Regions from separate parts of the Mus musculus genome. Here region 1 is linked to region 2. Evidence: chromatin loops called from intact Hi-C (ENCODE). Cell type or tissue: heart. All regions are shown on one strand. Each heading gives the region's core, and the rest is flanking DNA. Links, peaks and the distances in the headings are about the cores only.

The links. Peaks named below come from ENCODE experiments on the same cell type or tissue, not always from the same donor. Only the 100,000 strongest peaks of a DNase experiment are listed, where the experiment ranks them.
Region 1: it touches region 2 in a loop (4-fold over the local background); 26 of 42 quality-filtered maps call a loop at or near these places.

What each region holds. Positions count from the first base shown.
Region 1 is chr17:7,918,461-7,933,840 of GRCm38, reverse strand. Tagap (T cell activation Rho GTPase activating protein) reads right to left here and starts at 7,841. Exons shown (of 10, transcript NM_145968.2): 1 at 7,733-7,841; 2 at 6,905-6,985; 3 at 6,762-6,815; 4 at 6,408-6,474; 5 at 5,067-5,233; 6 at 4,396-4,557; 7 at 3,863-3,972; 8 at 2,274-2,469; 9 at 1,596-1,710; 10 at 1-958. The coding sequence starts at 6,931. The region is part of intron 4 of Gm1604a (predicted gene 1604A); the gene reads left to right. In heart, for the core only: CTCF peaks have their summits at 4,365 and 5,788 (motif pointing right); DNase peaks (open chromatin) are centred at 5,840 and 7,900; H3K27me3 peaks cover 2,409 bases.
Region 2 is chr17:7,861,795-7,877,174 of GRCm38, reverse strand. The region is part of intron 5 of Gm1604a (predicted gene 1604A); the gene reads left to right. Among named protein-coding and RNA genes, the nearest start is that of AU041480, 32 kb to the right of the region's middle. In heart, for the core only: CTCF peaks have their summits at 8,374 (motif pointing left) and 12,245 (motif pointing left); DNase peaks (open chromatin) are centred at 7,844 and 8,394; H3K27me3 peaks cover 2,741 bases.

The sequences.
Region 1 (15,380 bases), core at 943-8,942, 61 kb before region 2:
GACCTCATACTCCCAACTGTCTGGCCACCGTAGGCTGTGAGTCCTGATGTCTGGTAATAAATGGCCTCTTCGTAAGATGGTGGGCTTCCTGGTTTCCTCATATCCACTAACTGGAACGTGTTGTCGACTGAGAGGGCCCAGGTGCCAGACAAGCTGAAGCCCAGAGATGTTTGGCTTTGGATTTCTGACTCATTTTCCTGGACGATTCTGCCAGAAAGTTGGCTCTCTTTCCTCAAGTCCTTCTGGAGTTGGTCTCTAGAAAAGTCTTTGGATTTCTCAGACCCAATGCTGGAGGTTCGGGGCAGCACTTTCTTGTGAGACGCAAAGGAAAACGACATGGAGTGCTTTCTAATTTCTCTCTGGGGTTTGGTTTTGTCTGTCTTTGTTGTGAAACTCTGGTGTCTGGTGAAGAAGTTTCTCTTGGGGCAGGATGGAGAAGGCACAGGTGAGCTGCCCAAAGATTCGCCTGGGGAGGATCTGGAGAAAGCTTTGGTTATGTGTCCCTGTGGAGATGCTAAACCTTGGGTCCAATTCTTTATTTTCAAATCCACAGGTCTCTTGGGTTTGCTGTCCACTGCTGGGAAGACTTCCTCTGTAAAGGGATCTTCAGCTTCATCGCCTTCAGAACAGGAGGCGTCCTGGGACAGAGTGAAGCTGTCCTCACTCCTTGCTAGCTTTTGCTTGGATGTTGGGCCCACGAGGCACTCTCGTGAGGGTGACATGTTGGGTTCAGAGAACCGCCTGTCTTGTTGGACAATGGAGCTTTTCAGCCTGACTACCATGCTAACGCTGGACTCTGAGCTTGACTCACAGGTGTCCCGTTGGCCCCGGGTATCCAGACCAGCCATTGTGGGAGTGGGACCCTCCAGTTGCCTGTTGGGAGAGGCTGCGCCACTTGTGGGCTCCACATCTGGGTCATTGCTGTCATAGGCCGAGTCATTCTGCAGAGTTGACACGTCTGGGGAAAGTTAAGGAAGAGCTGAGCATTCTGTCCAGGCTCTCTTAGCGAATACCCTATTTATACCAACGATGCTTTGGTGGAAGTGTACTGGGGCCTGATCCAACAAGAAGCTGATTACACTGAAACTTTGCTTCTGTCTAAAATGGTCTTTAAGTGGTAAGAAAGTGGGAAAAATAAAATGGAGAAGGAAGGGAAAGATTCGAGGAAAAGAAACTGACAATGATAATATTCTCTATGGTCTATTGATCTGAATTTGTAACATTGGTTTTTCAGGTAGCTCTTATATAGGCTCAATGTCCATTTTGATGGACTCACATTCCTTTGCAGAGCTGGGATTTCCTTACTCCAACCCATAGCTGGAGTTTACTTAATAGAATCAAGAGCTATTCATGACTCAGAATGAAAAGGAAAAAATTCCAGATTGTGTCTGGTGTCTGGTGTGTGTGTGTGTGTGTGTGTGTGTAAGTATATCTAATAGCGAGACCTCTGTGGTTGGTGACTTCCTTACAGAATTCTGACTTGTGAAGGTGAATCCTGCTCTTAATACCAGGGATGCTTCACATTGCTGCATGGAGCACCTATGGCCGGCAGGAACTTCTCCCCAGAACCACACTCAAGTGAGAGTGTTCTGTACCTGAACTGTCAGTGTGTTCCAGGGAGTCGTCAGAAGTGATGCGGGAACGCGTCCGAATGTTCTCCCCAAATATCTCAAAGCAGTTGTCGATGAGGAATTCCACCAAGATCTTAACCTGTAAAACAAAGAAAATAAGCAGTTTGTCAGCTTAAGTACATTCATAAAAAAGGAAGCAAAGAATGAGGGCATATCGGGGTCAACTATTCAGGAAGTGGCAGAATTAAGACTAGCTACTTTCATGTGCCTGAAAAGCACATTGGAATAATAAATACACTTTATTATTATACTTTTTGAGGCTTTTCAGAATAAAAAAAAAAGCTTTGAAGTAACTGTGATTTCATTTAAGGAAGTGCTTGTCCAGAATTTTAGCTGAACAGGCAGAATGTGATACACAGAAGAAAAAGAACAAAGTGTTTTTTCCAGCTCTGTGTGTGTGTGGGGGAGGGGTAGTGCTGTGTCTGTTACTCTGTCTCCCAGGACAACAGAGTATGCATACATTTGGTGCCTCTGCAAATGCAGGTTTCTATGAGCGTGGAACCACAACACACGCCGCAGTTCATACCTCCACTGCGGCCCCTGAGTCATTTGAGACACTCAAACCACAAGCATTTCAGTGCTTGGCTTTTGCAGAGAGTGGGCTTGTGACCAGTGAGTTTCTCCTACTGAGGCAGGACATACCTTATTGTTCAGGTCCTTCTGGGCCTGGAAGGACAGGCTCTGGTCGTTCTTCAGAGTGAGCATGTTAGGCCCGATGCAGATGGCGAGGTTGCTGGAGTCCATCTTGTTGACCTCAGCGTTCTTGCTGATGAGGTGGAGCACGTAGAGCAAGTGCCTGAGCAGGAGAAGGTTGGGCCGGGGGAGGCCACCAGCAACCCTGAAATAAAGTTGAGGGATGATGATTTTCATGTAGTCTCGAAAGGCTCCACCCACCCAGACCTCCTTAAAAGCAAGGAAGGTGCATTGTCACAAGAAACATTGTGAAACTCTCATTCAGGGACTCCCTGTGGTTGTAGTGGGGCCCCAACAGCGCCTGTCTTTATCACACACAGGGATGCTGGGTGTGAATCAGAGCCCGTTTAACTGGCAGTCTGCCTTCCATTTTGAAAACAATTTTGTTATATCATTAAATAACTGCATCAGAATCCTTTCCGAGACCCTACGAGACCAGCTTCCTCACACCTTTTCAAGGCTAATTTCCAGATGAAGGTCACCACCCATTTTCACATTATTCTGAGAAATCTTTAGAGAGAACTAATCTATAGAAGCTTGTTTATAACTAGACAATGCTCTAGTGATAACAAATTATTCTTGAGTTAGATTCTTTACATTTTGATATTTCAAGAAAAAAAATGAAGTGATTCCAACACATGGGTCCTTTTCATTTCTTGGTGTTATTTTCAGAAAAGACTTTGTGTGCAAGCGTGATAATCATAGTGTTGGGGGGGGGGCAGAAACTATCCCCTTTCTGGAAAATATTTCATGGCAAATACTCCGCCGGCCATGGGGACACCTCTTGCGTATCAATGAGCTTAGGGTGCTGGTATGTTAACAGAAAGCCTCTGGGAGTCTCAGAAATGCAGAGGTCACACTTCGTTTTTCATTGCTAGCTATTAGAATTTGATCTTCTCTCTCAAAAAAAATTTTTATTAACCATAAGAATGCAGTTTGCTGTGGAAATGTATGAATAAAACAATTTCTCCCAAGTTGCTCTGTGGTGCCATAAGGGTTTTATGAAAGAACAGTTGTTGGCAGGCGATGACATTAAGGTTAACTCCGATCTTGTTGGCTAGCCTTTGGTAAGGCATTCAGAGTTGCTCTCCTGCCTTTTAAAACTACTCCTGTGCTTAGGTTCCCTCCGTCTTGGGATCTATGAGTCCTGAAGCTTACTTTCTGCTCTTTAAGAAGAGCTTCCTCTCGTTTGGGTAGAACTGCTTCCTTTAAATACTCAGGGCCTTTCCTGGCTTCCATGCTGGATGGGATCAGATGGGCACTTCCACTCAGATTCCCCGGACCTCACAGTTTCCGTGAGACAGAAATCTTTTGTTTGTTTGTTTGTTTGTTTTTCGAGACAGGGTTTCTCTGTGTAGACCTGGCTGTCCTGGAACTCTCTTTGTAGACCAGGCTGGCCTCGAACTCAGAAATCTGCCTGCCTCTGCCTCCCGAGTGCTGGGATTAAAGGCATGCACCACCATGCCCGGCTGTACTTGCACAGTTTTATGAAAGATCGAAGATGGGGCCCTAGCCTCCTGCAGTGCCAGAGGACTTACTGCTTCAGGGCCTCGATTCTGTCCTCCTCGGTGGGCTTCTCCAGGGCGCCCATCCAGTCCTCAAAGAGATCACAGGAGAGTAGCTTCAGGGGTATCCCTCGGAGGAAGTCCTGGAGGGAGAGAAAAGTGCGCCCAAGTCACATCGCTGGATTTTCTTCCTTTAAGGAGCCTCTTCCAAACACGCACAGTACTTAAGAAGCCCCCCTTTCTCCCCCCTCCCCCCGTAACCAGCATAGTAAGATGCGCTGTTTCTAGGTAGGTGAAATCTGGGGAGATGGGATTTATGAATGAATTTGGCCAAGGGGCAATCAAATAATGTTTTGAGAGAATTTCATGCCACCCTGTCTATCGGAACCTGGGATCATTGAAACAGAGGTGCTTGTATGAATAATTGAAAGTTGAACAGAGAAAAAAACCCTAAACTCCCACCAGCTGGCTTTGCCTGCAGGGAGCAGTGTGTCAGGTCCGGGTCTCCTGGTGAGTTTGTCAGTGCGCCCTCAATAGGCCATCTAGTGTAAATGCCTCAGGCTCACCTTGAAGACCACAGCTAGGAGGTGCACAGGGAGCTGCTTCAGATTCACGGAGACCCCACAGTTAAGCCCCTCCTTCAGCTCCTTGCGGGCTTTCTCGCTGGCAGCTTTCCTGAATATCCCTTCCGTTGAAGGACCTTTAAGGCAGAGGATGGTGAGGATGTCCTGCGGGAGCACACACGACATAGAAAACAGTCACTTGGAGACACCCGCCACTGCTGTTAAAGCGCGGAACCCTACCTGTAGGCTCCTGTTACAGGAGGAGAGACTTCGAAGCTAGCCAAAGCCAGCACTACCAATGATGCCTTTTTACTCATTTTTCTCAGAGGAGGTAAATTGTGAAGGGATTAACTTTGCACATTTGAAAATTATTTGGAGCCCCCTCTTTCCTCTCACATGCTTCCGTAGAAACACTAGTTTACCCCCACTGCTCCCTCTCTGGTGAATTTTTAGAAGTTACAATCCACAAGACAGAGGACTGAGGGAGGGCCCATCATTTAGAGTATATTGATGGATACAGCCGGCAGATGGCTCCTCTCCTGCATTGGACAGTGGGGTGGGGGTGGGGTGGGGGCTTTCTTGGAAGGCCAATGCCCATCATGCTCAGAATTCTCACAGACTTTTCAGGTCCCACTGGAAAGGGGAAGTAGATTTATGGGTCCACACACACCTACCTGGATGGGTCTGGGAAGTGTGTCGTTCTCCCCACAGATGATCGACAAGGGTTGGTCAAACAGCGACACTTTCAGCTCTGGTTCCAATGACCCAGAGAAGTCGGATGAAGGAGAGAGCTTTCTCATGAGAGATGGCCAGGACAGCACTTTCTTTCTCTTCTTAATTTCTGTAGCCAAGGAAACAAGGAGATAAAGAGAAAAATCTATGTTAACAAGCCAAGATCCAAATGAGACCATGGATGTTGGCTACATCATCTCCCCTATAGCTTGCCGCGTTGAAAAACAAAAGTAAAAACCAAAAAACAAAAAACAAGAGCCCTCAAAACCAACCTTCTGTTTTCAACCTACTGTTGAAAATTCGAGAAGGCCAAGGGCATGAACCGTGGTCTAGAAAGATCAACCCCAAACCACTACACTGTTGTCAGGGTAGCGAGTCCCTAAACATCAACACCAGTGTTCCTCAAAGGCCCCACCTTTCCTGTTTTTATGCGCACAGCTTTTAACTACAGAAAAGTAGCGAAATTTCAATGGTGCTGGTCAAAACCACCCATTTTAACGTATTCGTAACGACTACAAAGAATGTATTTCTGATTGATGGATAGTATTTTAATTTATTTCTTTGAATGTGAAAATTACAGAGAGGAAGTGTTTTGCTTCCTTTCGAAGATCTTTTAGAAGATTCTGGGTAGGGCTGGCTGTTCACCTCCAGTCCCGTAGATACTACCGCTAGAGGGCGCTATGTCACCCAGGGAATCCTGCTATCACCCAGACCCAGCCTTATTTCAGAAGCTTGGTTCTCCAAGCAGGTTGCCACGAAGGCTTGGCACTTTACCAAGTACCCGACCATTTACCTATTTTGTACCAGCAAGAGGAAGAGAGATAAGAATGAGAGGCCCATCCTGATACTTTGGGAGGGGTGGTCAGATCTGATGCATATCGTAATGAAATGTGTTATGAAAGATGGTAAGAAAGGATGCCTGATTCTTTGATGTTGTAGATCAGCAACAATTGCCTCACGGGCGCTTAGGTTTGGTCTCCACTGGAGAAGGAAGCAAGCGGTGGGCAGGGCAATGTGTTTCTCCAATGTGTGCACGCTTCCATCCTCAAAGCTTACAAGTTCTAAGACTTGGCAGCCCGCTTGGAAACCCCGTGTGTCCCTGGGCACTGGCCACGGACAGAATCTCCCCTCCTACAGCTCTGGCTGTCTTAGTCAAGGGTTAATGTTCTGCGCTCTCTCAGAACACTTAGAAAACCAAATCTCAGTAAAGTAAAAGCCCTGTGGTTTGGCAAACAGAGCACTAGTTAGGCGCACAGGAGAGATCAGTATGTTTTCAAACTCACCAGTTAGCTGGCAAATGCTGTCTTCACTCTCACATGATGTCAGCAGGGGAGGCACTTTGATATCACCCTGAAAACATGCATTTCAGTTAAAATAGTGACACCCAAAGACATCCCATCTTTCTCCATAAAATGCACATACGGCCTTTTATTCATCTTGAAAATTAAGTCAAATGCATTGATTCTGTATTTTATCTTCTCAGATCAACATTATTTTGGAAGATCTCAATAGACGTGTTTAGTTTATAATCTGATATTCATCTCACACCAATAATTAAATAACCCAAATGAGTAACAAAAGAATGTCTTTTATCTAATTACAGTGCAAATAAAAAGTTTAAAACATTACTTTCTTACCTCTGACTGACATTCAATTAATGTCTCCATGTTGTTAGCATTAAGTGTTTTTGACTAAAAGAGAGGAAAAAGAACATCAGCGAAGGTCCTTCAGCCCCTGTCTGTGGACAAGATGAATGAGTAGGTGCAAAGGACTTACGTACACCATCGAGACTGCTTATCAGCTTCATTGGAATGGAGACTGACAGTCCAAGAGGGGGGTCCACTACCTCGAGGCTTTGATCCTGTGTACAACAAATCATAAATGAAAAGAGTTAGAAAATAGAATAACTAGTCCAGTCAAATTCAAATTTCAAAGTCAGTTTGAAAAAACAAAAAACAAAACAAAACAAAACAAAAAAGGACCCAGAGCTTAAAGCTACTGGATAGAAAAGTGTTCACCTAAAACTGGGCTCCCACTAAGAAGCATCGTTGAGAATCTCATCCAAGTTTTCATTGTGTCTTATTCTATCCAAATGAAATAAAAATTCCTACGACTCCATGAAGCAAGATAACATCAGTCTTTCTTCCTAAATGTCACCTATGATTAAGAACAGCCTCTGAGAAACTTAATCCTAAATTCTTTAAGCCACACGCCTTTACTACTCCCAAACTTTGTTACGAGTTACTAAGTTCCCATCAGGAGAGCCTGAGTACACATTACAACAACCAAGACTTGCTTTTCTGAGTGCTCGCACATACTATATTAAAAGCTCTGCACTCTCATGAAACCCAAGTAAGACAGAAATTTACCTCCAGGACAATATATACAGTGTACAGAAACAAAAGATAACATTTACAGAATCCCTAAGCCCCCAAGCTGGCAGCTGACACACAGCCCCTAGCATTCTCCATTCAGAGTCCTTCTAAGGCTGACACATGTTTCTCAATAGAGCTGTTTTTAGTGGCACTGGCCCCTGACACTTCAGGGACCCAAGACCCTCGACCCACAAGGCAGTTTATGTTTTGTCCTGTTAATCTACAGTACTTACCAGCAACGGTCTTCAGCCAGAGCTCTTTTTACCTCTGGCGAACTGTGGAAAACGGGAGACACAACATGACACTCTGACCCTAGGAGTCCACCCACAGAGACAAGGCACTGGGCCCTCAGCCTCGTGTGCTGAGTGTTATATGTGGCGGGGGCGGGCAGGTGGAAACTCAGAATATTACTGGGGCCGGAAGGAACATCATGGGTTGTTACACAGCCAAAGCCAGCCAGAGACTGCTCTGCTCTCACTTCCTCATTCCTTTTAGGGCAGCGCCGGTTCTTTCCAAGCCTAACCCCCCTAATTCCCACCCCCCCCATTTCAAAGTAAAAATGTCTACAAACTACTAGGAGTGGAAACCATGACATATTGAACATAGGCAGTGGCTCTGGTTGATGTCAAAGGTGGTGTGTGCAGGATGAGAAATTTTATTATTCTGTGTGTAAACATCACTTTCCTTTCTAGTTGTTCCTGCTGGCCCCTCCCTGCTCTGGGTGTCCTGTTTGGGTGCTGTTCCCGGTCACCCACCATCCTCTCCATCCAGGACTAGATATCAATTGGCACATCTAGGTGCAGGGTGTTGCTATAAAACCAGGACGGAGATGGAGGGATGACTTCCCCTCTTTGAAAATTACCCTCGAAAGCTACACCAGTTTCTTTGGAACTAGGGGAATTGCCCATTGAGAAATTCATTTATTTCTCATGTAGAGAACCACTGCCCTAAGTTTATTGTGAAGTACGGAGTCAGTCAGATGGGTACAGATGTGTTCATTTTAGGATCAACAACTTTGTAAAGGGAACAAAAAGCGTCACATGTTTGTCAACATGGTAGCATCTTTGGAAAATCTAGAAGAACACAACGGTTTGAAATGCAGATGCTGCAAATTATATTGCATGTAAAACTGCCCTCCAATCTGGCATCTTCTGTTGTGTCACCTCCTCTTCTTCCTTCGAGATCAAATCAGGTCGTGTGTGTGTGTGTGTGTGTGTGTGTGTGTGTACATGTGCGTGTGCGTGTGCGTGTGTGTGTGTGTGTATTGGCATCCCACCTCAGAGCTATGGCTTTGAACATTCCACGGATAATTTGATGTTTGGCTCTGTAGTATTCCACAGAATTGTCTAAGACGTTATGTTTTTGGAGCTGGAGATTAAAACCTGCCCCTCAGAACACACTCTGCCTCTGAGCTGCACCCCAATCCAGGATTGGTGTTGGGCTTCTCTAATGTCAAGGACACTGCTACTTTGGAGAAAGCCTTCTCTCCTCACCAGACAGAAGGCTCTCTCGATGATGTGAAAATGGAGCCCACTTTACAAGGTTTTTCATCTTAATTCTGAGCCGTCTTCTGAGTTATAGAACTCTTAGCCTGAGCATCTGCAGCATCCCCCAAAAAAACAGCTCAAACTTTTCTTGAGATGGAAGGTTCCCGTGCCTCGGTGTAAACACTGGCCTTGGGGACACCAGCCCTCATTCTTGGCGTTACCATGAACTCTGAATACCGAGGTTAAAATGTGAGCCCGCTAAGTCATACCTAACACCTTTATATATGCCACATACTTGTATTTCAAGAGCCTCACTGCACATAGTTATCAGCACTCTTAGCTGAAGTGGGCCTTCCTGTGTCACAGGCCAGACAACTAGAGCTCCTCTGGCCATAGCTGCTCAAGTCACTCAGCTGGGCCTTCTAATCCCGAGCGCCAAAGCAGTCTATGCTTTCCCTCAGGGTAACTTCAAGTGGTTCATTTGTCTATACCCGCTTTGTCAGGTCAGGGGCCCGCATGAGGGACACTTAGCTAGCAGAGACGCAGATTTAGGGCACAGTCCTGAAACTTCAGAATTATTATCACTTTTGTTAGTAATAAATAAAACGCATTTCGTACCGTCAATGATGTGGTGACCCACAGAAACAGCTACAGCAACAGATTTGTGTGTGTATATATGTGCTGTGTGTGTGTGTGTGACATGTATGTGTATGGTATGCAATGCCAGGGTTCTGTGCAGGCATGCTTATGGAGGCCACAGTTAAATGTCTTCCTGTGTTTTATCTTACTTTTGAGACAGGGTCTCTTTACTGGACTTAGAGTGTCTACCAATTTGTCTAGATTAATTATCCAGTGACGCCCCTGTCCATTCCCTGCCCATGGCTAGGGTTATAGGCGCCTACTGCCTTGCTGGCTTTCCCGTGGGTATCAGGGATCCCAACGCAGCTCCTCACGCTTGTGAGGCCATGGAGCCATTCTTCAGACCCTACATTGACATTGAGAGTTTGTGTCTATAACTCTCCACAGACCATCCATGTCCAGCTTTTAGTAACTGACAGAGTTGTTGAGTTACTAGTTTCCCCTGCCCCCCCATCCAGCAGTAACCATGGCAACAGAAAAGTGTAACCTGGGACCTCACATTTGTAAAGCAGAAGAATGTTGGCTTTTATAGAACCCCACTGTTGATAACAGAACCCATCGGAAAGACGTTCAGCAGTATCAGCAGCCCTGGGGAGTCCAACAGTCCACACCTAATTAACAGACAAGTTTGTGGGACTGTTAGATGATGTTAGAGATGGCAGATGGTCCAGCTGTGGCACTGGAGAGTTCTTCCATTGGTGTAGTTCTTTCCAAACGCTATGCAGTAGGGTAGGGCTGGAAATAGAGCTGTCTGAGGAAGACAGGCCTGCCCCTGATTCTGAGAAGCTCACAAGAGCACTGATGGCAGTTTTCATAGCAGTAGGAACATTTGTAAAGACAGTGTGACACTCGGAAATATTCTTGTCTTTATTTTTTTAAGATTAAAAATAAGACTTATTTCTATTTTGTGCGTATGGGCGTTTTGCCTGCATGTATGTATGTATGCTATGTATGTGTGTGTGTGGTGCCTGCAAAGAGGGTGTCAGAGTCCCTGGAACTGGAGGAATTGGACTGTAAGGCTCCCTGTAGATGCTGGGCACCAAATCCGGGTCCTCACTAGAGCAGCCAGGGCCCTTAACCGATAAGCTCTCTCTCCAGCCCCTGTCACAGTTTTTCAAAGCTGAAATGATATATTCGTTTGTTTGTGTATGTTTTACATTTTCTTTCTCTAGCCCATTTCTTTGAAGAACAAGCTTGTATCCGCCTGCATGACGTTTTGTCTTCAGTTGATGGGAAGGAACCCAGATGGCTTTTGCAGGGTCAGGTTGAAGAAACCTCCCCGAGAACCACACTTGTAACCACGCTTCCAATTCTAGGACTCTCTGCTGTAGGGGTTGTGCCTCACACGCTGTGGTGTGTGTGTGTGTGTGTGTGTGAGTTGTGGGCAAGTGCCTTTGTTCCTTCTCCAACTTCCAGTCTCAGTTACCACTTCTGTCCGGCCTGCGGTGCACAAGAGCTTGTGAATCATTAACCATGAATGGTTTGCCCTCCCTGCCTGGGAAGCAACCACCCAGGGCAGTGGTTCTCAACCTGTGGGTCATGACCCCTTGGGTGGTGGTGGCAAATGACCCTTCCACAGGATCACACCAGATTTCCTGCATAACAGATACTTACATTCCAATTCAAAACAGCAGCAAAGTTACAGTTATGAAGGAGCAACAAAAATATGGTTGGGGGTCACCACGACATGTGAGACTACAGTGAAGGATCGCAGCATTGGAAAGATTGAGAAACACTGGCCAAGGGGCAGATCCTTGTATCTCTTCACCTCTTTCTCATTCCCATCAACAGCTCTCTGCACAAATTCCTGCTTTCCCAGAGTTCATGGTTTCCTTCAAGAATTCAGCACCACCTGTCTTAGGGTTTTACTGCTGTGAACAGATACTATGACCAAGGCAAGTCTTATAAAGGACAACATTTAATTGGGGCTGGATTACAGGTTCAGAGGTTCAGTCCATTATCATCAAGGTGGGAGCAGGGCAGCATCCAGGCAGGCATGGCGCAGGAGGAGCTGAGATTCTACATCTTCATCTGAAGGTGGCTAGCAGAGTACTGGTTTCCAGGCAGCTAGGATAAGGGTCTTAAAGCCCACACCCACAGTGACACACCTAGTCCAAAAGGCCACAGCTACTCAAACAGGGTCATCCTCCAAGTAGTGCCAGTCCCTGGGTCAAGCATATACAAACCATCACACCACTCCAGTGCCTGGCCACCTACAGATTGACATATTGGTCAATCTTCTTGAAAGTTCAAGTTATGGATGATTGTAAAGGGGAAGGCAGCCTCTCCTATAAGTTCTCCTGATTCCTGATGTGAGCATTCAGCCTACTGCCATCCTCTCAAACCATCCTCCAGTTCTCTGCATCTGATAAACTGAGAGGAGGTTCATCCCAACATCTGCCTGCGGGAAACCCCACCTTGGCCCTGACCCTAGCTGAAGTTCCGTTTCCTCTACCAAGAGACTCTGCCAGGATCTTCCCCCCTTGAACAGAGTCTCTAGAGAGCAGGAAACAGTGGACACTTTATCCTTAGACATTTCCAGAATAGGCTTTTATGGGAGTCACACAGCATGCCACTGTTTTTCTACAAAGACCTTCGAAGAAATGAGGACATAGCAATTACATTGAATTTCTCAAGATTAAAAACTGCGGGGATGGACAGATGGCTCAGTTGGTAAAGCCATGGAAAGTCCAGATTCTCCACTGTCCCGGGGATGTCCTTGTTAGATGACACATAAGAGGTCCTAGGAATCACGACTTAGTATTAAGGTCTGAGGTTGGGAAGCAACCACAGTCTGGTTAGCCTTATGGGCCCTGGAGCTTGTGAGAAATAACTTGGATTCAGTATGCGACATAATATCCTGGCCTCCCAAGGATTTTTTTGTTTTTGTTTTTGTTTTGTTTTTTAATATGGCGACTTCTTACCTGCAAGTCCCCTAAGAACTGAGGACTGTTGTAGAAATATTTAATCTCAACCAGAAGAGGAAGAAAAAGCCGTGGGGTAAAAAAAAATCTTAAAAGCATGGGCCATGAAAGCTGGCCAATTGGAATCAAGAGCAGCCCAGATGGAGCATAGTAAATGATAACTCTGGAAAGCTAGGTGATAGCTAAGGAAAGTAGATTCCAATAGCACAGAGGGTAGATATCTGCCCAGCTTTAGTGCTGACAAAAGCTTATTATAAATTAAAGGTCACGCATGTCTTTTATTTGGGAATTGAATAATCAAAGGCAAGGTAGAAGCCCCTAGGTGAGATTAAATATTTTTACAACATAGGACAGTTAATAGGAAGGCAGTTAACAACAGGGGGAAGGTTTTCAACAGCCCCTGAGGCTCAGAGTAAGAGCCTACACAGGAGCACCAATCTGGGTCACAGCTCTCTTCTCTTCTCTTCTCTTCTCTTCTCTTCTCTTCTCTTCTCTTCTCTTCTCTTCTCTTCTCTTCTCTTCTCTTCTCTCTGGTAGGAAAAAAGTTGTCCTCTATCCAAATTTTAACTCTTTATTGAACAAGGATTACTTAATCTTCTCTGACGTTCTCCTCCGTCTGCAGATTCTTCCTTTGTGCTCATGAACGACCATGGGTCTGCAGTTACCAGTGCACATGGCTCAGATTTCCACCTCAGATATTCCCATAATTCATTTGTCTCTGTGTCAGGATGTAAAATGGCCTCGATATAAAATAATATCTGAAGAACTCCATGTATTCAGAAAGCTGGCTTGAAATCCAAGAGAGGTTAGGACAAAGTGATCTTTTAAAATTGCCTTTCTCGGTTATTGGGATCCAAATGAAGAATTAAGAAATAAAGCATCCTGCAAACGGGGCGATTAGAATCTGAGCGGTGGATGTTTCAGACGTCCCCAGTGCCACTGGCAGGGTCTCAAGTCACAGCATCCATCACTCGAAGAATCCAAGAGGCTCCCCCTCTTCTCCCCCACTTTTAAAATTTCTGAGCCCATTTTGACCTGAAAAAAAAATGAGCAAACAAACCATAATGGTAGAAAGGTTACCAGGGCACCCTGATGCCAGTCCTCCCTGTGCAAAGGAGTAACGTTTGGAAGAAAAATGAAACAAAAACACCAGCAAAATGGACAAGTCTTTTTTTGTTGTTGTTGTTAGTAACTTACGTGGCATGGTATGCTTTAAAGTCTAAAGGAGAAATGTAGAAACAGTGGAAACAAGTTTGACTAGTCTTTTGAAGATGTTTACTGTAGTCTAGTTTAAGGCTTTGTTTGTTTTGTTTTCTCTTCTTAGCATTGAATTCTTTTGTCTTCTGTGTGTGTGTGTGTGTGTGTGTGTGTGTGTGTGTGTGTGTAGGGGGGGTTACCAGAGGTTTTATTTTACTATTTAAAGGCTTGTTTGTTTGTTAGTTAGTTAGTTAGATTTTTGTGGGGGAAAGGGTCTTGCTACATAGTCCTGGCTGTCCTGGAGCTTACTGTGTGATCCAGGCTGATCTCAAACTCACAGAGATCCAACTGCCTCTGCCTCCCGAGTGCTGGGACTAACGGGTGTACCACTGTGCCCAGCCCCCGACTTAAAGTTTTTTAAAATGTTTTATTTTGAACATACGGCTCTTCTCTCAAGTTCTCAGTCTTACTTGGGAAGCTCTTAGCAATGGGCTCTGATGGTAGATGCAGGGGGTTGGGGGTATAGGCAGCCACTAAGCAGTACTGTGCAGGGAGTTGGGACTGGTGAGTGTCTCCCACAAGAGGCCAGCCTGGTAATAATAAACCTGACATGACAGGCCCCAGAGGGGAGCTGATGGATGAGCCCAGGGTGAGGGCACATGGGGACTGTCTGTGGGAGTCACCTGGGTCCTCCTGGAATGGCAGAGAACAGGTCCCAGCTGTGATTTTCGGGGTCCACTACTCCTGGGCTCTTGCCACATAAACAAGAAGCCTAGTCTGACTCCTCCTGCCCTTGGTCCATAAAATTACACAGGAAACTTTTGAAATCATTAGACACAGCTGTGTAAACGCACATCTCTCTTTTATTCTCAGATGTTGACTGGAAAACCATGAGCACATATCTTCTGTGTTTTAAAGTTGTGTGTGTGTGTGTATGTGTGTGTGTGTGTGTGTGTGTGTGTGCATGCACACACACACACACACACTGGCTGGAGGCACATGTAGGCCAGAGGTCAACATTGACTATCTTCAATCTTCAATTGCTCCCCACTTTATTGTTTTGAGACATGTGCTCTCCCCTGCCTCTCCTCCCTCTCTCTTTCTTCTTCCTCTTCCTCTTCCTCTCCCTTTCCCTTTCCCTCTTCCTCTCACCTCTCTCGCCCCCCCTGCCCCCCGCAATATACTACAATGGCCTCCCAGTAAGGCCCACCCCCTGGGGCCTTCTATCTCTACACCCCCAGTTGGATTATAGCTGCATGCTACTTTGCATAGCTTTTCATGTGGATGCTACAGATCCAAACTCAAAGTTCTCACACGTGTGGAGTGAACAAGCACTTGATAGATGGAACCATCATCTCTCCAGGTCCACAACCCCACATATGACATTTCACTAAGCTTTGACATGTATGTGGGCTCTGGCAAGTCTCAGAGGGCAGCCATTTTTCAAATATTGTTTAGTGCTGTTCAGAGTGGAGTGTGTATGGCAACCTCCTGAGCCGTACATGCAGGGCCTCATCCTAGAGCTCTTATTTTGGCAGGCTTGGGGTGTGCACGTCACAGAGAGTCACCTGCAGCTACCTATTGGAGCCACTGACACTCTGGTGTGCTTTGTTAGTGTTTGGGAGTTAATTAGT
Region 2 (15,380 bases), core at 4,850-12,849:
CTCCAGACAGGCTAACAATTGGAAAGATCCACCCGGGACTCTCTTACCTGTTTAATTAGTAAAGGTCGGCCTGAAAAGTTAAAGGACCAGCCTTAGCCTGTTGTGAAGTCTGAGCAAATGGCCCTCCGTGGTTTTCATCTACGGCTTCTTCAGCCATAGCCCAGAGCTGATGTTATCTGCAAGGTGGCCATAATTCATGACCTGCCTCCAGTAATGGTCCTCGTGGACCAGGATTTCACAGCTTCTGCTGTCCTCAAACCAGCTTCAATCAGTTTTTTTTTTTTACTCGTATCTGGTAGATATCGGCACGTCAGCAGACAGTGTGACTGTGAGCATGTATGCTTTGAGCACACGCCTCTATGCAATTTATGCGTGCACATGGGCATGTGTGTGTGAGTTCATGTCCACGTGTGTATGCATGCGTGCGTGCGTGCGTGCGTGCGTGTGTATGTGTGTGTGTGTGTGTGTGTGTTTGTAAGGAGGGGAAGCGGAGACAGTTACCCATTGTCTTGTTTTTTCAGAATCTCTTCCATCTTAAAGATGTCAAAACTCAGGCAAATCTTTTACATAGAAAAAAATGTTTTTTAGTCAAATTACCATTTCCTATTATTTAAAAGGCAAACACTAAGAATCCCTTCTATTGTGAGTTTTTGCGTTTGACCACCAGTGACAGCGTACCACTCACCTCTGTAACTTTGTTCTCTGGCCTTTCCACCCACTAGACACCTCCCACTGCCTCAGTGCCTAGCTCTGTAGATAAATGACACAGCCCAGAGGAAAGCCTGGGCGGGCTGCGACTGGGGGTTTCAGTGCTTGCTAAAGGTTACTGAGCCCCTGGGGAGAGAATGGGACAGATGTAGCCGGAGACAATGGGTTTGTGTCTTGGTGGGTGTAAAGTCCAAATAAGTAAGCCTGGGGGTGGGGGGGGGGCGGGTATTTCACTCAACAGGCAAGAGCAGGGCAGCTACTCCCAAAGCCACGCCCCCCCGGGGGGGGGTAAATCAGGGACTTTTATTCTGGGAGCCTTTCCGTATTCCTGTAGGGGTTGGTCTGTTCCTGGGCCTGCTCAGTTAAGGAGCACATTCTTGCGCATGCCCAGTTCAAGGTCGTGGTTTAAGTAGGCAGTGAGCACATTTTGGGGCGTGCTTAATCTGAGGTCACGGAGCACATTTAAGAAATTAAACTGATGGTCAGGAATGCTTCCTGGCCTGCTCAGCTTACATCGTAAAGTTTTAGTTGAAGACAGAGGAAAGGTGCCTATGGCCCATTCGTATAGGAGTTTGTTTGCCTTTAGTGGCTGAGTTTGGACTCAATCTGTTCTGTATTCAGGAATCTTCTCCCGGGGGAAGTGACCAGTTGTTTTCTTGTATCTGAGGTATAAATAAGTCCCCACTAGAGAGGAATACTTAGTCTTTTCCCTACTCCCCTCGGAGTCTGCCACGTCGCCTAAGCAACATTGCCAACCTACAAATGATTGGTTGATGCCTGAGGGGGCAGTGGAAATTGCTAGAAGTCTCCCCGTGTCCAAAAGCACACATAGGAATTTGAGCCCAGTGCTCTTGCCAATTGCTTATACAGAGCTAGTAAGCCAAATCTTCCCTCCTGTGCTAACGGTGTCACCTAAAATACCTCGTCCCGGACAGTGGTGGTGGTGGTACAAGCTCCAATCCAGCCCGTCCCAGCCTCCTGTGATTATAAAGACCACGAAAACATCCAGCTGATATGAGGGCTGCTGCTGCTACTGGCAAAATGGATGAATGTTTGCAGTTGGAGGTTATCAACCATACTGAGGGTGAAGGACAGAACACTTGTCAGATTCATATTCGTCTGACTCGAGAACATGTATACGTAGCAAACCACGCCCAGGAAAAGGCTTCCTCCCGTGAGCGCTTTGCTCTGCCAGGTGGACAGCGGGGAGGGTGCTAGCCTGCCTTCTTCCAGCCTCTCTCTTCTATTTTCCTTGCCCCCCCCCCCCAACCATCCCCTACCCCTTTCTCTTCATTCCTCTGAGATCTCAGCTGAGCCGTACACTCACAGGGGATTTACTTTTCTGACACACACAGAGACCTGAAGTGAGTGGTGTCACCAAAAGAATAAAGAAAACCCCAAACTTAGCGCCTCGTGTTAACCGCGTTTCACAACAAAGGCTGCCAGTGCCCTGGCTGACAGGGAAATTTTAAAAGTCATTGAAGTCGGAAATGTGTGACGTAGCCAATAGCAGCTGTGTGGAAACTGCTCTGCCCGTGGTCTTTCTACCAGTGACACGTTTCCACAGTGGGGCAGGCTGGGGGCTATCTCATTCTTTCAAGCTACGGAAAGTGGTTCGGTGTGTGGCCAGACCTGGTCTGTGGGAGCTTTGAGAAAGCACTGGAGAGGGAAAGGCAGAGTGTCAGAGGCGCCCGTGGAAGGGGTGCAGGGGAGCAGAGAGCCCAGGTAGGGCCTAAGCCACCGGGACTCCCCTCATCCCACTGTGGGGGTCTGGCATAAAGGAAGATGTGGCGATTCAGTATGCCAAGTCCCGAGTGCCTTCGCAAACAGAGAGAAGCACAGTTAAACTGGCTTCAGACGTCTAAAGCCGCAGTGGAGACCTGTTCTTGGGGCCTAGGGCTGGAGACCACAGATGTGTGTCTAGTCTTCTGCAGGGCTTGGGGGTCCCTGCATATGGAGACCCTCAGTGGAAACCATGCACCCTCCGTTCTCCACAGCTCCTACTGCTGTATGCATATCTCTCTCTCTCTCTCTCTCTCTCTCTCTCTCTGTGTGTGTGTGTGTGTGTGCGCGCGCGCATGTGCATGTGTGTACAAGCTTCCTCTTACATGAACTATGTCCAGAGTGTCTGAACTCTCCTGGCTCTTTCTTACTATCCATTTCCAAGTGGTGTGTGTGTACACACACATGCTTATGTTTTGAAACTTCACACGTGCTAGGTCAGAGCTCTATCACTGAGCTATACCCCAGTCCTCTGTGTTAGTTTTTACTTTGAGACAAGATTCCCTTAAGTCGCCCAGGCTGGCCTTGAACTCACTCTACAGCCTGGTCAGGCCATGAGCTTTTGATCCTCTGGCGTCGGCCTCTCTTGTAGCTGGGGTGATAGGCACCAGCAACCAAGCCTGGTTCGTTTTCAAACCTAAGGCCAACTTTGCACCACCGTCAGAGGCTACCTTCCCTGTTAGGCTGCCTGGCGTGTGCTCTTCCCTCTTGTTCTCTTCCAGTTCTCAAAACGCTCTCCCAGATTCAGGCCCGCGTATGGCAGAAGGAACTAAGGGAAATCAAGCAGCCTGCTGACCCCACAGCTGTCACGTGGAACGACGCTGTGGTACCAGAGTTTGTCGTCTATTGGGGAATTTTCTTTCTCCATGTGTCCCACATCCATTCTCCGGACTGCTTGCAAACCTATCACCGGCCTGCATGTCTGTCTTCTCTGTCACACATGCAAGCGGCCTCATTCATTCCCACCGCCAATCCTCTCTCACTGTGGCCAGCCTGAAGCCAAGCCAGCCCCTGTGTGGAGATGGGGGGAAGCAGTTGGTCGGGGAAGTCAAGGGAATGGCAGGGATCCAGCCAGGCCCTGCCCTGGAACAGTGACAGCTGCAGTCCTGGGTGGCATGCCTGGGCTCACTAACTGTCGCTACAGCCTTTTCAATGTTGGAACAGTCTTGGACAGATGGGAATGTTTGCCGAACTGAAGAGGTCAGCCCAAAAACTTTGGAAAATTCCACCAGACCCCTCCCCTCCTGAAAGAGAAGGGTCATAAAGAGCATAGGCACCCCTCCCCTCTGGAAGGGCGGGGCTAATTACAGTCCTCAGACCTCAGGGAGGTGGGGCTTACCACTGGCCACCTGTGGGTGGCTAGGGGAGGCCCAGAGCTCATAGACACATTCTGTGACCGTTGGCCACCTACCTCATTCCCTAAAGGCCAATCAATTTAAAAGTTACACTGTTCTGCCAATCACATTGTGCCTAATGGCTGCTGCTTTCAGAACTGTATAAAGGCTCGCTGGATGGGCTGTGCGTAGCTGTTCTCTCTCACGTGTAGGACGGCCCCAACATGCTGGAACAATAAATCCCTCTTGCTTTTTGCATCGATTCTCCACTCCATGTCTTTACTCAGGGAGTCCCCAGTAAGCCAGAGTCTTAGAGAACACCTGCTGTGTGCCAGCCAGAGAATCATGTTCAGCTGAAACAGTGTAACTCTCACCGGAAGTGCATGGGAGGTCCTGTTCTGAAGTTCTAGAATGGACGCTGTAAGTTCAATATAAAGTGTGCTCCAAAAGGCTAGTAGTTTGAAGGCTTGGTCCTCAGATAGTGGATCGAGTGGCCATGAGGAGTCTGACTTCCTAAGTAGACGTATAACTCCACAGCATTATTGAGTGGCCGTCAGAAGGTGAGGCCTGTTTGAGGAGGGACATCATTGGGGGTGTGTCTGTGATAAGCATCTTTTGCTTGTCCCCTGCTTTCTCCTCTTACTGGTTACCCTGAGCAGAGCATCTTTTTCCCGTGACCATGACACTCTGGCCTCACCACAGTCCTGAGAGCAGTGGGTCCAGCTGACCAAGGACTGAAACCTCTGTTACCCAGAGCCAAAACAAATCTTAGCTTCTCTTTTAGTGTTTTCTCTTGGGTATTTGTCACAGTGATGTCTGGTGACCTCAAAGACAAACATAGTTACGATACCATCAATGACACTCCTGACTGGGTATAGCTTTAAGATATATTTTACTTTGTTGATATTTTGATCTTTTATTAAAATGGTGTCCCCTCTCCTGTCCAAGAATGCTACTTATTCTGTAATGTGATTTTCTGTAGTGATGCATGGTTTTTAGATGGTTCTGAATTCAAAGCACTTTGACCCTCACACCTTACTTGATTTCAGTGTTCATTTTTCTCTGGAATGGGACAGGGCTTCTTAATTTTGTGTAGAGACAGTAAAGAAGGTCAGAGAAGAGGGCAACAGAATGAATGAGGGAAGGTTAAGGACTAGACCATCATTCTGGACTGCACACTGAATCTAACCTGTCTGAGATACCAGTTGCTGGCCTCCGCTCATTGCCACCAAGCGAGCCTCCCACTTGTGTTAAGGCCAGATGGAATGTTCTCTTTGCAGCCCCTAGTTGCTATGGGGTGGGTTGGCTCAGGGGAAATACCTCCGGGCTAGCAGACACCCACACACGCGTGAGTGGCAGGAAACAAAACCCAGTCGCCTGCATAGGAGTGTGTGCAGGTCTAGCCTGTGCGGGTGCCGGGCATGGGTGGGCTGAACAGTGTGACATTTCACTTCCCAGTGGAGTCTTTTGGTGGAAAAGGCTTGTAATGTAAATTTTGGGAAGAGAAGCCAAGTGGGAGGCACGGGAAGGCTCTAGCGGAGGTAGCAGCCCCTTATCTGACATTGTGATACTTTGCTTTCTTTGGAAAGGATATGTTGGCAGGGGGTCCTCCCCCTGAGTTTGTGTGTGTGTGTGCACACGTGTGCACTCATGTGCAACTGATTCTCAAAGGGCTCTGATGCCCCTCTTAATGTTTTAAGCTTTACCATTTTTATAGGACTCTCATGATTGTATAAGTAACATGCTGTGCCCAGGGTGGGGATGTTTTATCCTTCTTAGGGGACTGTCAAGGAGCAAGTCAAATGGCATTTTCTGGTGTGCTTTGAAGTGTCATGGTATTTAGGACAGGCTGCCCACCTATTTGGAGCACCCTCTTCTACAGTGACCAACTCTGGTTGGTTTATCAGAACCTAACTCAATTCTGCTGCCTGCTGGAGACTCTGAGGGCTCACCTGGTACCTTATTCTTAGAGTGCTCAGCACTCTGTCTCTAACATGCATCTCCTTGTCCTGTGGTGACTGTTCACCTGTCTCTATACGGGGACACTCCTTGACATATTGGTTTTTACCTCCCTAGTGTCAACCACTGTGCCAGCTAGATCGTTGTTTGATCGGCAGTCTGAAAGTCAATCTATCAGGTACATCTATGAAGCTAAATCTCAGCTAACTTTGGTCAGGATTCAAAGTGTGATTCACCCAGACTCTTTAAATGTCACTAAAGGTCACCACTGACATTAGGGTGCTGTGGCCCCTGAAGCAAACAGTAGAACCTTCAGCCAATCACCAGGGAGCTATTGTGCTTGGAACTTTTTTTTTTTTAAATAGAGGTCAGTGGCTTGCCCGCTCCTCCAGGAGATCCAGAATGCCATTTGCTTGGACTTAAGCCAGAGGCCATTTACTTCTCCAGCCTGATTCCCTTGCGCTCAAGTCTGCAGAATTTTGTACTTAGTTGCTATGTCATAGCATGGCCGTGAGCTCAAAGGAAACACACAGACCACTTGGCAAGACAGATTTCTTTTTTAGGTATCTTTAGAAACTAAAGAGCTCAGAGCCTCTACCCTCTAATTACAGACTGCACCCTACAGCATTGGTGAAGCTGAGCCTGGCTATGGGGACAGGCACTGAGTCCACCCCAGAAGCAGCAGCTGGGTAACTTTAGTGTCCCTTGGTTCTTGAACATTGCTTGACTCCTCAATTCCCTTTTTTCCTACTGATGTTAGCTTATGTTGTAGAACGATGTCAGGGAACCTCGGGTCAGAGAAGCTGCCCGCTGCATCAGATCAGCTGCGCCTGCTTGCAAGAATCCATAATTACAGCATTTATAGCCTGTTCCCATTCTCTCTGGGGCCGGAGTAGAGGGGCTGGCAGTCACGGGAGCCTATCCACTCCTCCAAGCCTCTCGTCTGCAATTCTGCTTTAATTGCAAGAGACATCCTGATCTTGGGAGACAACAGAATTTGTAGATTTGTAGGCTGCAGAAATGAAAGGGGCCCCGTCTAGGCAGCTATGGGGAAGCCATCATCCATGCTGGTCAAAGAATTTGCATGTGGCTACAGTAAATCCTCCTCCCATCCATGCTCTCTGAGGAACCCCAACCTACTTTTTAGCTGACCAGGGTGGACACTGGCAGAATCTGTTCTTTGCTGTGTTGTTAGGACCTCACGGGGAGGGGTGATATTGTCTCTGTCTCCCCAGGGAAGGGGTCTTCACAGTAGTTGTGATGCACTGTAGCATCTACAGATACCTTGAAGCCTTTGAAGTGTGAACACCTTATGTCCCGGGTCCACCCTTTTGGCTTCTCTGGCTGTGTTGTAATCTACAACGTTCAAGCTCAAGAAAAGCACAATTCAGTTATTGAAAAAAATGCAAAAAACCCCAAAACAACAACAAAAAGCACCCCAAAACAAAACAAAAGAACAAAACCAAAAACCAAAACCAAACCAAACAAACAAACAAAACCCCTTTCCTCATGGCATTTTATGTAGGTTTATGATTTTGTGTTGACCTACAGTTGTCCCTGGCCTGAGGTTTAGACATCCTGGGACATATGACATTTATATATTCAAGTATTTGGTTCCTTGCTAGTAAATTGAAATTAACCTTAATCCCATTTTAAAAAAAAACCAAATCATTTTTATTTCTTAATTATGTATCCGTCAGATCTCCTAGAAATACAGGTGGTTGAGCCCCTGGGATGAGAACCCAACTTGGAGCCGTTTTGAGAATAGTGCATGCTCTTAACTGCTGAACCATCTCTCCTGTTCACCTCTCCTGAAAGAGCTTCTGTGGATTTGCCATGTTCCCTGTGAGATGCAGAAGAGAGCGGGGTGTTCCCAAGTGACGATAAGTGCTTATGACCCCAGGTAGACCCACACACCTTCGTAGAGACTTTATTGACTCCCAAGCCTCACTCAGACTTTTGCTCTAATTTCTCTGCTGTCTGGGGAGCTTTGGGAACATGGCGTACAAGTGGTAGCTGAGGAGAGGAAGTTCCTGTCGCTGTCCCAGAGAATCCGACCCCATCTTTCACATCCTCTTTGCATTCCCCAGGCCCTCTGACCGCAGTCAGGTCTCCACTGCATAAGGCTTCATTCAAATAGATCCTTAAATGCACCAGTCTGTCCTCTGCAGTCTCTCTTCCTCTTCCCTCCTTTCCTCTCATCAGTGCCCCAACATCTCTCTATCCCTCCATCCTGCCTCAGTTACCAGAAGCACCCCGCCTAGAGACTTCTGCCACTGAGATCGGGTGGTGCCCTCAGGTTTTTCCTTGTCTATGCCCCTCACCCCCACCCTGTACAGATGTCCTGGGATCAGAGGCTGCTGGGAATGGGGGGGGGGGGAGGGTGGTGTGGACTTCTCCACTGCATGATCTTAATTTCTATAGGAGGAGAGACAGCAAGGAAGACTGTTTCTGTCCCAGACTGCAGTGGCTTTCCTGTAAGGGCTCCCAACAGCTGTGCAAAAGCAGAACCTGTCTAGACTGGGGGCTCCCAAGGCTGGGAAAGAGGTTGTCCCAGCGGTGAGTTCTCCGTGGGGGAAAGAGCAAGGTCGCCCTCTACAGGCAGCAGTGGGCTCTGTTGTATCTTCAGAGTTGCTGACTTCTCAGCTCTGCCTGTGTAGACATGAATTGGTGTTGAAGGTAGCCTGGAATGGGGCCTTGAGAGAATCCCGGGGTAAAGAGGGCTGCAGTGTAGTTCTTCTGAAGCCACTTTGGCCTTCTCGATGTGCCCCACTGCCAGGAGTAGCGTCTGTGTTCTTCTTGGCTCCACAGTCATGCCGTTTTAATTTCATCTAACTCCCCCCATGCAAAGGGCTTTCTTTAGGTAAGAACCGAGGCTTTGGTTTCATCGAGATCAGTTCTGGGGTTCCTGAGTTTCTCACCATCTGTGTGACCCACTCACTGCCCAGGACCTCGTTGCAGTAGTAGCCGGTGTATCCCTGCCCAAGGTGAGCTCTGGGAAATGTCGAGACTATTGAGCTCCGTTGTTGTGGGCAGCATCTGACCTGCGAGTGCTGAATGCTCAGATGCTGGGACAAATGTCTGTCCTGCTTGGGGCAGGTGAGCACTTTAACAATCTCATCTTTAGGGCTATCCATCGAGAAGATTGTAAATAACTGCTTGCTGCTTTTGTGATTTTTTTTTTCCCTTATGTTTGGTGATTCCTTTTGGGGCTACATCCACACGGTGCCAAAAGTACCCAGGTAACTCAGTAAGCACCTCTCAGATCATCCATGTAACATGTGTGACGCTCTCTCCTCCTTACCCCTTGCCCTGCTGGAAGGGAGTTAGCCTAAACCAGAATAAACACGTTGATCAATGGTACCCCAGCACTCACACCAGTGATGCAGGGTCAGGGATATCTGTCTGCTTGGAGGATCGATTGGTAAGGGGTAGATGGAGAATTGCCATGAGTGTAACCATGTCAGAAGCATCCACAACAATAATTTAATAAGCTATGTCAGTTTCCTTGGTTACAATTTCCCTCCAGTGTTAGCCATTGGCCATCACAGGTTCTTTGATGCTCATCTTAAATACTCATATCGACTCAGAACACACATTCACATCATTCAGTGTGTAGATATATATGAAATCCATATCAATGTACATATGTGAAATATAGATGTATGTATACACATATACGAGGTATATAGAGATGTATGTACATGAAATATTATAGATGTATGTATATATACACACATATGAGATATATAGAGATGTATGTACATGAAATATTATAGATGTATATATACACACACACATATGAGATATATAGAGATGTATGTAGATACACAGGTTACCGAGGGTAACGAAGCCTCGGCTGACTTCCTGAGGGCGGTGGCACATTGCTGGCACAGGTAAGGAGCGCCATCACAGGGTCAGATATTAACTAATCTAGTTGGAAAGTTGCTACAAGCGTCAGGCTGAGCTGCAGAGGCACAGAACTGGAGCTGGCCGGTCAGACACAACTCAAGGGAACAAACATTGAACACTGGACCAGGTGGAATTTTAGACCCAAAGACAGTAGCAAGTTTTCTGCTGGCGAGTCCCTTGTAGCACACCGCATGGTTGGGTGACTGGTTGGCAGCGTCATTGCCAGTGTAGTGTTAGGCTCCATTCCTTTCCTGGGGTCCAAGTGATGGCCTCGCCACCGGCTGTCCCACTCATCCATCCCCTTGCCCTGAGCTCCTGTTCCTTCAGACTGATGACTTTATCTCTTCCAAGTGACTTGACCTCGCGCCCCCCCCACCCCCACACTGGTGTTTCAAAACAGGGTTTCTCTGTATTGCCCTGGCTGTCCTGGAACTCACTCTGTAGACCAGGCTGGCCTGGAACTCAGAGATCCGCCTGCCTCTGCCTCCTGAGTCCTGGGATTAAAGGTGTGCACCACCACACCCAACTACGCCACCTTACAGCAGGGGTTAGGATGTTCCCTGAACCTTTACTGGTCTTACCCATTGCTCTTTGCAAAGAAGCCTGGAAGGCCAGGCTGAGCTGCTGCCCCACTGCACTGACTGGGGCTTCCCAGTTCACAGTAAGACAGAGGTCATGTTCTCTTTCTCCTTACACAGCCCCCTTGAAACTCAGGATAAACATTGGGACTCTGTCTGATGCCCTGGATTGGCTGCAGAGGGGGTGAGGGGAACCAGAAGGGAGGAGTGCCTGAAGGAGGATCCTGGGCTTGAACCTGTGAGCCCAGTGCACCACTCATTCTCCCATAGACACTGACTCCCCTCTGTCGCAGGGTTCTCCCTGTCCAATTCTATTAATGCAGAGGAGGTCTGGGGGAAAGGGAGGCAGAGCCAAGAGTTGCAGGGAGGGGGGAGGGGGAGAGCGAGAGAGAGAGAGAGAGAGAGAGAGAGAGAGAGAGAGAGAGAGAGAGAGAGAGAGAGATATCTGGAGGAGAGAGAACCAGAATGGAGGCTGACGTTCTCAAATGGTTAGAATAATTGGGTTAAAGTTTTATCATTATCAATTGGTTCTGAAATTATTGTATTGACATCTTGTAAATTGTGATTTTTATTGATATATAAGTCTAATTGGTTAACTATAAGCTTAGTCTTCATGCTACTAGGTAATTAGGCGTTGAGATGGCTGACCTGGGGCTTTGTGTGGTAGAAAGAGAAACTCACCCCTCCCTCCCAGATGGCCAGGCGGGAGCCCAGTGGCTGAGAAAGAGCCTGAGACAAGCAAGTGAGATAAGCTGACAAGGGGGCTAGCTCCAGAGAGTTGGCAGAGGCAGGGGCAGGGAGTGTGGCCTGGCCCTGCTGAGAGTTGGCAGGTTCACTTTTTTTTTGACATTTCCCGAAACCCCCCTCCCTCCCCTGTAAATTCGATGGCTGTGTTTGCGTTTGCATTTTCCTTGCTCTTGAGATAGCCAGTTCTCTAAATTGCATCTTTTATGAAAGTTTACGTTCTCATGAAAGGAAATGAAATTGTCAGAGACCAGGTGGGAAACAATTTAGGGAGGTAGGCGAAGAGTCATTGTCCCTTTCTTGGGACTCAAAATATTTCTGCTACTTTGCTTCTAGAAATGTATGGACAGTGTTGCTTCTAAAGTCACATTTGAGTGCTTGCACTTGATAGGGTGGCCCGCAAGGGCAGGGACTGTATCTTCTTATTCCATTCCAGAGCCAGCCTGGCACAGAGTAGTTTTTGTTTGTTTGTTTGTTTGTTTTGTTTTGAATACAAGCGTTTCTTTCTATGAACGATGAAGTGGGTGCCTGGAAGTGACAGAGTTTCAGAATCATGCCAGCTCCGTGCACCCTTCTTTGTCTGGCTCTCTATCGCTGGCTGAACTCCGAGTGGGTGGATGATGAAAAGTTAACAGCTTAGAGTTCCCTCATCGCTCATGGTACTGCCTTACAGATAGGCTGTGCTGAAGAAGGCGCTCCATTGTAGAGAGGCCACTGTGAGAAGCTAAGTGGTCTAGAGAGGGCTGGAAAGTCTTCCTGGAGAAGGCCCATTAGAAACAGCAGTCCGGTCGGTCGGGAGGCTGTTTCTAATAGCCTCCTGGGAATAGACCAGGAAGTTTGAGTTCCAGTCCCAGACTGGAGAAACAAACGGATAGGAAAGCGGCAGCATGAGGACCGATCCTATGATCCTACATCAGGAGGGATCCACCCCCCACCCCCACCCCCCCAATGTGGATGTGGCCTCGAATCCCTCAGTGTGTGCATCCTAGCAGCAGACCCTCCTCCCCTGCCACAATCCTTCATCTCTCCATCTTTGTTCTTTCTGAACAGTGGTGGGTGGAGAACTTGAAAAATGCTCTCTTGCAGGGCCTTAGGGTGAACTTTATATTTTCACGTTTTCTTGATGTTTTTGGGTGCACCTCTGTTCCTACTCGCTTCTCACTGACCTCCACCGCCAAGAGATTTAATTACACTCTCCGAGCACGATGCGCCTCCTGCTGGCAAGAGTCTGTAATTACAACACCCAGTGGCCAATTCTATGTCCAATATAAGACTTAGCAGTTTTCAGGACATTAAAATCAAATGAGATGACATGACAAACCCTCATCTGATGTGACTGGTGTCCTTGTAAGAATAAACTAGGACGGAGATGTGGTTGCAGACTCAACTGTAGGCAGATGCAGGAATGTCACCTTCTACGGGGCAAAGAGGGAAACTCACAGAAGAAGTCACTGTAGCCAACACCTTGACTTTGGATTTCTGACTCAAAGCCGGGAGAAGACAAACTTTGATGTCTTGGTGCCACCATCTGTGGCACTCTGCCGTGTGGCCCTGGAGAACTGGCTCATCTGTGTTCTGCTCTGTGCCTTCCTGTCTCTCAGCAGAAGCCCAGAGCCATCTCTGGTTATCCCTGCGTCTATCTTTGGTATCCAGAGATGCTACTTTCCAGCGTTCTTTGCTGGTGTGATTTTTGCCCTTTTTCCTAACTACTAGACAAAGATAAAAACAGGATTAGCAAGTGATGTGGGACACCCCTTCCTCTCAGTTCGGCTTGAGTGTCCTGGGAGTCAGCTGACATTATTTAGGCATGATATACCGGCCTCCAGTGCACAGCATGTTAAGTTTTTACAGGGTACTACTGGCTGTGTGGGTTCCTCTCTGCCGCTTTGGATATGGTAAGGTGCCGGGATTTTATAGGTGTGCGATCGTTTTATTTTTGAATGAATAATGTGTGCTTATGAGGAAACGGAGACTCCAAAGAGAATTCTGTGGGCAACCCCAGCCTTGGGGACATACCGAGTTTGTCTTTTCCTTGCACATGGTAGCTTGTTCAATAAACACAAGTAAGAGAAAAACCTCTCTTATTTAAGCAAAAACAATGAGTTTCTAGTAATTTCCACCCACCTCGTGCATCACTTGCTCAGACAGTTTCAGGGTCAGAGGTGGGGAGCAGCAGCTCTCCTAACAGGGAAGGGCCGCCCCCTGTCTCCCGATGGAACTCTGCTTCCCTCTGGTGGCCAATTCTAGAACTGCAATGGACATTTTGGAGGTGGCCACAAAGAGGTCAGATAAGTGTATTTTAAAGCAGGAAAGTATAAAATATACTTATTTTAAAGTAGGTACATTTTAAATCCCCTTAAGAGTCCAGTGGCTAGAATATTTTTCTAGCTGACTGTTGAAATAAATTTGGGAGGCTCTGAATACTATTTGAGGATTGGTGGACATCTAATAAATATAAGCAGATTCTGGACTGTGAGGCTGACCAGTTCTTAATGACACACTGTGCTATAGTTCTGTTCATAATCTGTGTTTGTGTTCCCGGCCACAGTGGTGCTGAATATTACAATTTAATCTTAGGAGACTCGGGAATTTATGGACTTCCTGTATCAACAGGAGCCCGGCAGTTTGGAAGCAGCAGAAATGACAGGGTGTGTCACCTGCGTTGGGCTAGGCAGCGAGAGACAATGGTCAAGCCACCCACCCAGAGGGACGGCCAGAGGGATGCCAAGCCAGTCCTCTGTCCAGTGTGCCTGAAGTCTCAGGCACCCCCAGTCCTGTGTATGTTATGTGACACTGGTTCATACACATGCATGGTAAGATTTAATTAATAATTAGACAGGCTAAGAGATTAACAACAATAACCAATAGTAAAATACACTCATTATGGTGTGATAAAATGTATGTGAGCACACTCTCCCTCGAATACCTCAGTTCCTCGTTGTGCTTTAGTCGTCCCCCCCTTTGTTCTTTTCCTTTCACCCACAATGTCCACCCTCCCCCATCCCTCCCTCACCCTTCCTCCCTCCCTTCTTTCTTTCCTTAGTTTTAACAGAGGGGTTCACTTTAGCCCAGACTAACCTAGATCACACTATGTAGCCCAAGCTAGCCTCAAACTTTTAGCAATCTCCCTGCCTCAATCTCCCCAGTGTTTAATTACAAGCATGAGCTACTATGCCTGCCTGTCTAATTTTTTTGTTTCTCTTTTCTTTTTTCTTTTCTTTTCTTGTCCTTTCTTTTCCTTCCCTTCCCTCCCCCCCCTTTTTTTTCCTTTTTCTTTTTTCTTCGAGACAGGGTTTCTCTGTGTAGCCCTGGCTGTCTTGGAACTCACTCTGTAGACCAGGCTGGCCTTGAACTCAGATTTGCCTGCCTCTGCCTCCCAAGTGCTGAGATTAAAGGCGTGCACCACCAGTGCCAGATGTCTGGCTTATTTATTTATTTATATTGAATATTTTATGTATTTACATTTCAAATGTTTTCATCTTTCCCAGTTTCCCCTCCAGAACCCCCCTATCCCATTCCCCTCCCCCTGCTTCTATGAGGGTGCTCCCCCCCCCACTCCCACCTCACTGCCCTGGCATTCCCCTGCACTGGGGAACCAAACCTTCACAGGACCAAGGGCCTCTCCTTCTAGAGGATGCTAGACAAAGCCATCCTCTGTTACATATGCAGCTGGAGCCCTGGGTCCCTCCATGTGTACTCTATGGTTGGTGGTTTAGTCGCTGGGAGCTTGGGGGTGGGGGTGGGTGGGTTCTGGTTGGTTGATATTGTTGTTCTTCCTATGGGGTTGCAAACCCCTTCAGTCCTTTAACTCCTCCATTGGGATCCCCATGGTTGGCTGTGAGCATCCGCCTTAAAGACAGGATCTCATGTGTCTCAAGGTGAGCTTTGAACTTGCTGCATAGCCAAGAATGCGCTCCAGTTTCTGGTCTCTCTGTCCCTACCTCCATGGTGCTGGGGTTGCAGGAATGTATACCACCATGCCTACTGTAAGGTGCTGGGAGTGAACTTAGGGCTTTGCTCATGCTTGGCCAGCATTCTACTGACTGGGCTCAACCCCAGACCTACAAAAACGCTTTGCATTGCAAATATTACTGTAACTGAGTCTTCAGAGAAGGGGGATCTGCTGTGTTTCCTTGTGTGCTAGAAGCCTTTACCATCTCTCCAGCCCTGGTAAAGGTTTATTTGTTTATTAAATGCACATGCATGCTTTGCCTGTGTTTATCTAAGTACGATGTATGTGCAGGGCATGAGGAGGTCAGAAGGTGGCACCTGTCGGATACCTGGGAACTGCAGTTTGTGAGTGACCATGTGGGTACCATGGTGGGACAAAATCCACAAGAGCAGCATATGTTCTTCATCTCTG